2 separate regions of the Homo sapiens genome follow, and region 2 is linked to region 1. A link is an interaction called in ENCODE POLR2A ChIA-PET data of the cell type or tissue named here. Cell type or tissue: MCF 10A. All regions are shown on one strand. Region 1 overlaps GINS1 (GINS complex subunit 1). Region 2 overlaps ZNF337-AS1 (ZNF337 antisense RNA 1).

What was found. Peaks named below come from ENCODE experiments on the same cell type or tissue, not always from the same donor. Only the 100,000 strongest peaks of a DNase experiment are listed, where the experiment ranks them.
Region 2: POLR2A ChIA-PET joins it to region 1 with 5 read pairs; 2 of 35 experiments call an interaction of 5 or more read pairs at or near these places.

What each region holds. Positions count from the first base shown.
Region 1 is chr20:25,426,770-25,431,769 of GRCh38, reverse strand. The region is part of intron 5 of GINS1 (GINS complex subunit 1); the gene reads right to left. Among named protein-coding and RNA genes, the nearest start is that of GINS1, 22 kb to the right of the region's middle. In MCF 10A, no CTCF peak of the experiment used is centred here; no DNase peak of the experiment used is centred here.
Region 2 is chr20:25,652,427-25,657,426 of GRCh38, reverse strand. The region is part of intron 2 of ZNF337-AS1 (ZNF337 antisense RNA 1); the gene reads right to left. It also overlaps the pseudogene RN7SL594P. Among named protein-coding and RNA genes, the nearest start is that of ZNF337-AS1, 31 kb to the right of the region's middle. In MCF 10A, no CTCF peak of the experiment used is centred here; a DNase peak (open chromatin) is centred at 2,726.

The sequences.
Region 1 (5,000 bases):
TAAAATCCTGTCTCTAGCAAAAAATACAAAAATTAGCCGGGCGTGGTGGCGCACCCCTACAGTCCCAGCTACTCGGGAGGCTGAGGCATGGGAATCACTTGAACCCTGGAGGCGGAGGATGAAGTGAGCTGAGATTGTGACACTGCACTACAGCCTGGGTAACAGAGTGAGATCCTGTCTCAAAAAAAAAAAAAGAAAAAAGAAAAAAGGAAAAAGAAAAAGAAAAAGAAAAAAGAAACAAAAACAAAAACGAAAGAAGACAAATTTCAAGCCAACCACCTAACTTTACATCTTAAGGAACCAGAAAAAGAAAAGCAAGCTAAACCTAAAGCTAGAAGGAGGAAATAATGATTAGAGCAGACATTAATAAAATGAAGAACAGAAACACTCATAGAGAAAACCAATAAAACTAAAATTTGGTTATTTTAAAAGGTCAACAAAATTTACAAACCTTTAGCTAGACAGACTAAGAATAAAAGAAGGCTCAAATTACTAAAATCAAAAATGAAAGTGAGGACATTACTACCAATCCTACAGAAATAAAAAGAGTTCTAAGAGTCCTATGAACAATTGTACACCAACAAATTGGAAAACCTAGATGAAATGGACAAATTCCCAGAAACACAAACCTACAAAGACTGAATGATTAAGAACTAGTAAATTGGAATAGACCTATAGCTAGTAAGGGGACTCAATCACTAATCAAAAATCTCTCAATAAAGAAAACCCTAGAGCTGATGGCTTCACTGGGTAACTCTATCAAACATTTCAAGAACACCAATCCTTCTCAAACTTTTCTAAAAAATATAAAAGGAGGGAACACCTCCCTAACTCATTTTATGAGGCCAGCATTACCCTAATACCAAAGCCAGAAAAGATACTCCAAGAAAACTATAGACCAATGTCCCTTATGAACACTGATGCAAAAATTCTCAACACAGGCCAGGCATGGTGGCTCACGCCTGTAATCCCAGCACTTTGGGAGGCCAAGGCGGGAGGATCACCTGAGGTCGGGAGTTCGAGACCAGCCTGACCAACATGGAGAAACCCCATCTCTACTAAAAACACAAAATTAGCCGGGTGTGGTGGCACATGCCTGTAATCGCAGCTACTTGGGAGGCTGAGGCAGGAGAATCGCTTGAACCCAGGAGGCAGAGGTTGCGGTGAGTCAAGATCGTGCCATTGCACTCCAGCCTGGGCAACCAGACCAAAACTCCGTCTTGAAAAATAAAAATTAAAAAAATTATCACCACAATAGTATCAAATCAAATTCAGCAGCATAGTAAAAGAGTTCATCATAAATCAATTGAGATTTATTTTTGGAATGCAAGGACAGTTCAAGATATGAAAATCAATCAATATAAGTCATTAACAGAACGAAGGGAAAAAAACATGATCATTTCAATTGATACAGAAAAAGCGTTTGACAAAATTCAACTTCCTTTCATAAAAATACTCAACAAACTAGGAACAGAAGATAACTATACATCAACATAATAAAAGCCATATATGGAAACTCTACAGCAAACATCATATTCAATGGTGAAAGACTGAAAGCTGGCCAGGCACGGTGGCTCACGCCTATAATCCCAGCACTTTGGGAGGCCAAGGCGGGTGGATGATGAGGTCAGGAGTTCAAAACCAGCCTGGCCTCTATGGTAAAACCCTGTCTCTAATAAAAATACAAAAATTAGCTGGGCGTGATGGCATGTGCCTGTAGTCCTAGCTACTTAGGAGGCTGTGGCAGGAGAATCGCTTGAACCTAGGAGGCGGACGTTGAAGTGAGCTGAGATTGTGCCACTGCACTCCAACCTGGGCAACAGAGCAAGACTCTGTCTCAAAAAGAAAAAGAAAGACTGAAAGCTTTTCCTCTAAGTTCACTAAGAAGGCAAAAGATTTCTGCTTTTGCCACTTCTATTCAACATAAAACTGGAGTTACAGTCAGAGTAATTAGACAAGAAAAAGAAATAGGATTCTAAATTAAAAAGGAAAAACTAAAATTATCTGTTTGCAGATGATATGATCTTACATGTAGAAAATTTTAATGATTCCACAAAAAACTTTTAGAACTAATAAATGAATTCAGCACAGTAACAGGATGCAAAGTCAACACACAAAAATCAGTTGCATTTCTATACACTAACAACGAACAATCTGAAAATAAAAATTATGAAAATAATTCAGTTTATCAGTGCGAAAAGAATAAAATATATAGAAATTAAATTAACGAAAGAGGAGAAAGATTTGAACAATGAAAACTAAAAAACACTGCTGAAGAAAATTAAAGATGACATCAACAATTGGAAACACATCCCATGTTCATGGATTGGAAGATTTAATATTAAGATGTCAATGCACCCTAAGTGACCTACACAATCCCTACTATAATCCCAAAAGTGTCTTTTGGAGAAACAGAAAAACCCATCCCACAATCCATATAAAATCTCAAATAGTGAAAACAACCTTTAAAAAGAGGAATGGGGCCGGGCGTGGTGGCTCATGCCTGTAATCCGGCACTCTGGGAGGCTGAGGTGGGCGGATCACCTGAGGTCAGGAGTTCGAGACCAGCCTAGCCAACATGGTGAAACCCCATCTCTACTAAAACTATAAAAAATTAGCCGGGCATGGTGGTAGGCGCCTTTAGTCTCAGCTACTTGGGAGGCTGAGAAAGGAGAATCACTTGAACCCAGGAGGTGGAGGTTGCAGTGAGCCAAGAGTGCACCACTGTACTCCAGCCTGGGCGACAGAGCAAGACTTCGTTTCAAAAAAAAAAAAAAAAAAAAAAAAAAAAAAAAAAAAAGAGAGAGGAATGAAGGTGGAGGACCCAAAATCCCTAATTTAAACTTACTGCAAAGCTACAACAATCGAAATACTACAGTTCTGGCATAAAGACAGATGTATATATATATTAAAAAAACTTTTTTTACGACAGATGTACAGAACAATGGAATAGGATAAAGAGATAAAAAATAAACCCTTGCCTACATAGTCAAATGATTTTTGACAAGAGTGTCAAAACCATTCACAATGGGGAAAGGGCAGTCTTATTAAGAAATTATGCTTGGAGGCCGGGTGCGGTGGCTCACACCTGTAATCCCAGCACTTTGGGAGGCCGAGGTGGGCGGATCACAAGGTTAGGAGATCCAGACCATCCTGGCTAACACGGTGAAACCCCGTCTCTACTAAAAAATACAAAAAATTAGCTGGGCGTCGTGGTGGGCACCTGTGGTCCCAGCTACTCGGGAGGCTGAGGCAGGAGAATGGCGTGAACCCAGGAGGCAGAGCTTGCAGTGAGCCGAGATTGTGCCACTGCACTCCAGCCTGGGCGACAGACAGAGACTCTGTCTCAAAAAAAAAAAAAAAAAAAAAAAAGAAATTATGCTTGGAAAGCTAGATTTCCACATGCAAAAAAATAAAGTTGGACCATCACCTAACACCATACAAAAATTAACTTGAAATGGATCAAAGACCGAAATGCAAATGTAAAACAACATAATACTTAGAAGGAAATACAGGTCAAAAGTTTTATGACATTGTATTTAGCAATGATTTCTGGGATATGACTCCTAAGGCACAACCAACAAAACAAAAAAAATTGGCCGGGTGCGATGGCTCACGCCTGTAATCCCTGCACTTTGGGAGGCCAAGGTGGGTGGATCACCTGAAGTCAGGATTTCAAGACCAGCCTGGCCAACATGATGAAACCCTATCTCTGCTAACAATACAAAAAATTAGCTGGGTGTGGTGGTGCATGCCTGTAATCCCAGCTACTCAGGAGGCTGAGGCAGGAGAATCGCTTGAACCCAGGAAGCAGGGGTTGCAGTGAGCCGAGATCACACCACTGCATTCTAGCCTGGGCAACAAGAGCAAAATTCCATCTCAAAAAAAAAAAAAAAAAAATGACGAACTGGGCTGCATGAAAATTTTAAAATATCAACATGATACTGAAGGAAGAAAACAGAAAAAAAAGAAAAAAAAAGACACTATCAACAGCATAAAAAGGCAACCCAGAGAATGGGAGAAAATATTTGCAAATCATATATCTGATAACAAATTAACATACTGAATACATAAAGGATTTCTAAATCTCCACAACAACAAAACCCTATTTGAAAATGGGCCCCATAAAGGGGGCCAATTATTTGAATAAACATTTCTCCAAAGAAGACACAGGAATAGCTAATAAGCATATGAAAAGATGCTCAACATCACTAATCATTAGGGAAATAAAAGTCAAAACCACGTTTTACATCCTTTAGGATGGCTATGATTAAAAAACAGAACAAGGCCAGGCATGGTGACTCATGCCTTTGGGAGGCTGAGGCGGGAGGATCACCTGAGGTCAGGAGTTCAAGACCAGCCTGGCCAAAATGGTGAAACCGTGTCTCTACTAAAAATACAAAAATTAGCCAGGTGTGGTGGTGGGCACCTGTAATCCCAGCTACTTGGGAGGCTGAGGCAGGAGAATCACTTGAACCTGGGAGGTGGAGGTTGCAGTTGAGGTGAACCTGGGAGGTGGAGGTTGCAGGTTGAGCCGAGATCGCGCCACTGCATCCAGCCTGGGTGACAAGAGCAAAACTCTGTCTCAAAAACGAAACAAAATAACCCCAAAATATTTAGTGTTGGTGAGGATGTGGAGAAAATGGAACCCTTGCGTAATGTTGGAATGTAAAATGGTATGGCTGCTGTGGAAAGCAGTATGACAATTCCTCAAACATAGTATTACCATATGATCTAGTAATTCCACTCTGGATATATGCCCCCCAAAATTAAAAGCAGAGTCTCAAAGAGATTTATATATCCACGTTCATAGCAGCATTGATCATAAAATGATAGCTAAAATAAAGAAGCAACCCAGTGTCCATAGATGGATAAATGGATAAGCAAAATGTGGTATAGCCAGAAAAAGGAATATTACTCATCCTTAAAAAGGAAGGAAATTCTGGGCCAGGCGCAGTGGCTCACACCTGTAATCGCAGCACTTTGGGAGGCCGAGGAGG
Region 2 (5,000 bases), 230 kb before region 1:
CCAAGAGCAAAGGGTAGAAATCTTCTTCAAAGAAATGATAACAGAAAATGCCAAAAACAGGAGAAAGAGATAAATATCCAGGTGCAGGAAGGTGTTAGTACATCAAACAGATTCAACCCAATAAGACTATCCCAAGGCATATAATAATCAAACTCTCAAGGGTCAAGGACAAAGAGAAGATCCTAAAACCACTGAGAAATAAGAAGCAAATAACATACAAAAGACCTCCAATGTGTCTGGCAACAGACTTCTCAATGGAAATCATACAGGACAGGAGGGAGTGGAATGACATGCTCAGTACTCAAAGAAATAAAAACTGCCATCCAAGGATATTGTATCCAAATGAACTGTCATTAAAATATTAAGGGGAGATAAAGTATTTCCCAGATAGAATTCACCACCACCAGACCCTTCTTGCAAGAAATGCTAAAGACAGTTCTTCAACCTGAAAGAAGAAAACACTAATGTGCAAAAGAAAACTTATTATTTTACATAAAAATGTATAAATTGGCTGGAGCATTGGTTCATGCCTGTAATCCAAGCAGCTTGGGAGGTTGAGGCTTGTGGATCACCTGAAGTCACAAGTTTGAGACCAGCCCGGCCAACATGGCAAAACCCCATCTCTACTAAAAGTACAAAAATTAGATGCATGTGGTTGCAGGCAACTGTAATCCCAGCTACTCAGGAGGCTGATGCAGAAGAATTGCTTTAACCCGGGAGGCAGAGGTTGCAGTAAGCTGCGATTGCACCACGGCACTCCATCTCAAAATGGAGTGAAACTCCATCGCAAAAAAAAAAAAAGTATAAATTGAGACAACTAAAAGTTAAAACGTGGGGGTAGGAATTAAACTGTAAAACTTGTGGGGGTTTTTTTGGCTTTGTTTGTTTCTATTATTTGGGATCTAAGATAAGTTGTCATCTCTTTTAAATAACTCATATCTATAAAAACATTTTTGTAAGCTTCATGGTAACCACAGCAGTTTTTATAATAGATCCACTACAAGTAAAAAGCAACAAATTAAAACATACTACAAGATAAGGAAGACAGTAAGAAAGGAAGAGACAAGTCTCAAAACAACCAGAAAACAAGCAACAAAATAGCAGTAGTAAGTCCTTACTTATCAATAATAACACTGAATGTAAATGTTCTCACTTCTCCAGCTAGAAAACATGAGTGGCTGAATGGATAAAGAAGCAAAAACCAACTATATGCTACCTTCAAGAAACCCATTTCACCTCTAAAGACACAGGTAGACTGAAAGTGAAGGGGTGGAAACAGATATTCCATGCAACTGGAAAATTTTAAAAAGCAGGACTATCTATACTTATATAAGATAAAATATGCTACAAATCAAAGACTATAAAAAAGAAAAGGAGGGTCACTGTATAATGATAAAGGCATCAATTCAGGAAGAGACTATAATCTGTGCACCCGGCTGGGTGCAGTGGCTCACACCTGTAATCCCAGCACTTTGGGAGGCTGAGGCAGGTGGATCACGAGGTCAGGAGATCGACACCATCCTGGCTAACACAGTGAAACCCCGTCTCTACTAAAAATACAAAAAATTAGCCGGGCATGGTAGCCAGCGCCTGTAGTCCCACCTATTCGGGAGGCTGAGGTAGGAGAATGGCGTGAACCTGCGAGGTGGAGCTTGCAGTGAGCAGAGATCGCGCCACTGCACTCCAGCCTGGGCAACAGAGCAAGACTCCGTCTCAAAAATAAATAAATAAATAAATAAATAATCTGTGCACCCAACACCAGAGCTCCCAAGTATATAAAGCAAACATAATAGCTCTAAAGAGAGAGTTAGACTATAATACAATAATAGTAGAGGCTTTTAACACTTCACTCTCAGTAAAGTACAGATCATCCACACGGAAAATTAACAAAGAAATGGCAGAGTTAAACTACACAAGATCTAATAGGTCTAACTGACATTTAAAGTAAATTTCGGCTGGGCACAGTGGCTCACACCTGTAATCCCAGCACTTTGGGAGGCCGAGGTGGGAGGATCACCTCATGTCAGGAGTTCGAGACCAGCTTGGCCAAAATGGTAAAACCGCGTCTCTACTAAAAATGAAGTAAAAAAAAAATTAGCCAGGCGTAGTGGCGCATGCCTGTAATCCCAGCTATTCGGGAGGCTGAGGCAGGAGAATTGCTTGAACCCAGGAGGCAGAGGTTGCAGTGAGCTGAGATCATGCCATTGCACTCCAGCCTGGGTGACAAAAAAAAAAAAAAAAAAAAAAAATTTCACCCAACTGCTATCGAATGCAGCAGTTTTACCAGTACATGGAACGTTCTCCAGAGCAGACCATACCTTAAGCCACAAACCAAGTCTGTATCAAGTCTGATTTCTATCCAAAAAAAACAAGTCTGACTTCTATTTGAAAAAATAGAAATCATATCAAGTATTTTTTCTGACCACAATGGAATAAAACTACAGAAATCAATAACAAGAGGAATCTCAGAAAAATACACAAACACATGGAAATTAAACAACATGCTCCTGAATGACCAATGGGTCAAAGAAAAAATTAAGAAGGAGCCAGGTGCAGTGGTACATGCCTATTGTACAAGTTACTCAAGAGGCTGAGGCTGGAGGATCACTTGTATCTAGGAGTTCTGGGCTATAGTATGGTATGTCAATTAGGTGTCCATGCTAAGTTCAGCATCAATACAGTGACCTCCTGGGAGCAGGTGATCATCAAGTTGCCCAAGGAGACTGGGAAGTGACCCAAGTTGGAAACAGGGCAGGTCAAAACTTGCATGCTGATCAGTAATGAGCTATGCCCAGGCAACATAGCATAGGCAACATAGCAAGATCATCTCTTAAGAAAAAAATAAAAGAAGAAATTTTTTTTTTCTCTTTTGAGACAGGGTCCTGCTCCATTACCCAGGCTGCAGTACAGTGATGTGATCACTGCTCACTGCAGCCTCAAACTCTCAGGCTCAAGAGATCCTCCTGCCTCAGACTCCTGAGTAGCTAGGACCACAGGCATGCGCCACCACAGTTGGCTAATTTTTTATTTTTATTTTTTAAAGACTGGTTTTTGCCATGTTGTCCAGGCAGGTCTCAAAATCCTGGACTCAAGAGATACACCTACAGTGGCCTCCCAAAGCACTGGGATTAACAGGCATGAGTTACCATACCTGGCCTAGAAAAAGGAAATTTTAAAATGTCTTGAAACAAATGAAAATGGAAATATGACATATCAAAGTCTATGGGATACAGGAAAAGCAATACTAACAGGGAAGTTTATAGCAACTAACGCCTATATCAAAAAAGTAGAAAGACTTCAAATAAACAACCTAACGATACACCTCAAGAAACTAGAAAAGCAAGAACAAACCAAACCCAAAATTAGTAGAAGGAAAGAAACAATAAAGATTAGAACAGAAATAAATGAAAAGAAATCAACAAAATGAAAAGGTGGTTTGGTGGGCTTTGTTTTTTGTTTTTTTTTTTAGACAGGGTCTCACTCTATTGCCCAGGCTGGAGTGCAGTGGCACCACCTCTGCTCACTGCAACCTCCACCTCCCAAACTCAAGCCATCCTCCCACCAAACAGCTGTGACTACAGGCATGTGCCCACACGCCCACCTAATTTTTGTATTTTTTATAGAGATGGGGTTTCGCCATGTTGCCCAGGCTGGTCTTGAACTCATGAGCTCAAGTAATCTGCCCACCTCAGCCTCCCAAAACGCTGGGATTACAGGCATGAGCCACCATGCCCGACCTTGTTTTTTTGGAAAGATAAACAAAATCAACAAACATTTATCTAGACTAAGAGAAAAAGAGAAAGATCCAAATAAAATCAGAAATGAGAAAGGAGATACAACAACTGAGACCTTAGAAAGGATTATTAGATACTATTGAAAGGAGTTATTTAGCTTGCCTTAGATAGATAACAAGGGAAGGGTGCCAGAGAGCCCCTGGCCCGTGGGTCAGTGCCTCATTCTCACATAACATAAAAAGCAGCCTGAGAGGCCCTGGCGGTGGCTCACGCCTGTAATCCCAGCACTTTGAGAGGTGGAGGTGGGTGGATCACGTGGTCAAGAGATCGAGACCATCCTGGCCAACATGGTGAAACCCTGTCTCTACTAAAAATATAAAAATTAGCTGGGCGTAGTGGCGTGCCGTCTGTAGTGTCAGCTACTCTGGAGGCTAAGGCAGGAGAATCGCTTGAACCTGGGAGGCGGAGGTTGCAGTGAGCTGAGATGGCGCCACTGCACTCCAGCCTGGTGACAGAGCAAGACTCTGCCTCAAAAAAAAAAAAAAAGCAGCCTGAGAAAAAATTTAGGCTGATAAGGGAACTAACACAGGGTGCTGTGCCTAGAGACATGCCCATGGTGGCACAGATAGTAAAACCTCTGGCCCTTTGGGATACAAACTTGTGCAAACCTCCAGCTCACTCAGATAAGAGAACAAGGCCTGGCATAGAAATGCCTTTGTCCTTTGTATACTCAGCAGGTTCTGAGGAAAAGTTTCTTCTCCTTTTGTGGGCATGGGCACAGTGGGCTCCGGTGGGTTCTAGTGGTCACTCTATTTTCCTTTATTTGGACTGTAAGTCCGGCTTCTATGAATTATCATTTCAGCCCGATTGGTCCCAGGCTAAGGTCCTGGGCCAAGCTTTCAATTCAGTTTCTGATAGGTCCTGGGCCAAGCTGAGCAGCAGCTATAAATCATCATTTCAGCTCCTGATTGGTTGCGGCCAAGGTCTCTGGGCCAAGCTGAGTTATGTGTTCTCCAAGACAGCCCAGGAACTAAGCACATTCCTTCCCCTTCCCAGTCCATAAAACCCGGGACGCCAGCCTCATAGTGGGCACCCCATTTGAGCCCCCCACTCTGCTGGCAGAGAGCTTTCTTCTTTCGCTTATTAAACTTTTGCTCTAACCTCACCTTTGTGTCTGTACTCCTTAATCATCTTGGAGGTAGGACAAAGAACTCCAGGTGTCATCTCAGACAAGGAGAGACTGTTACATCTTCATGCATTGCTGAG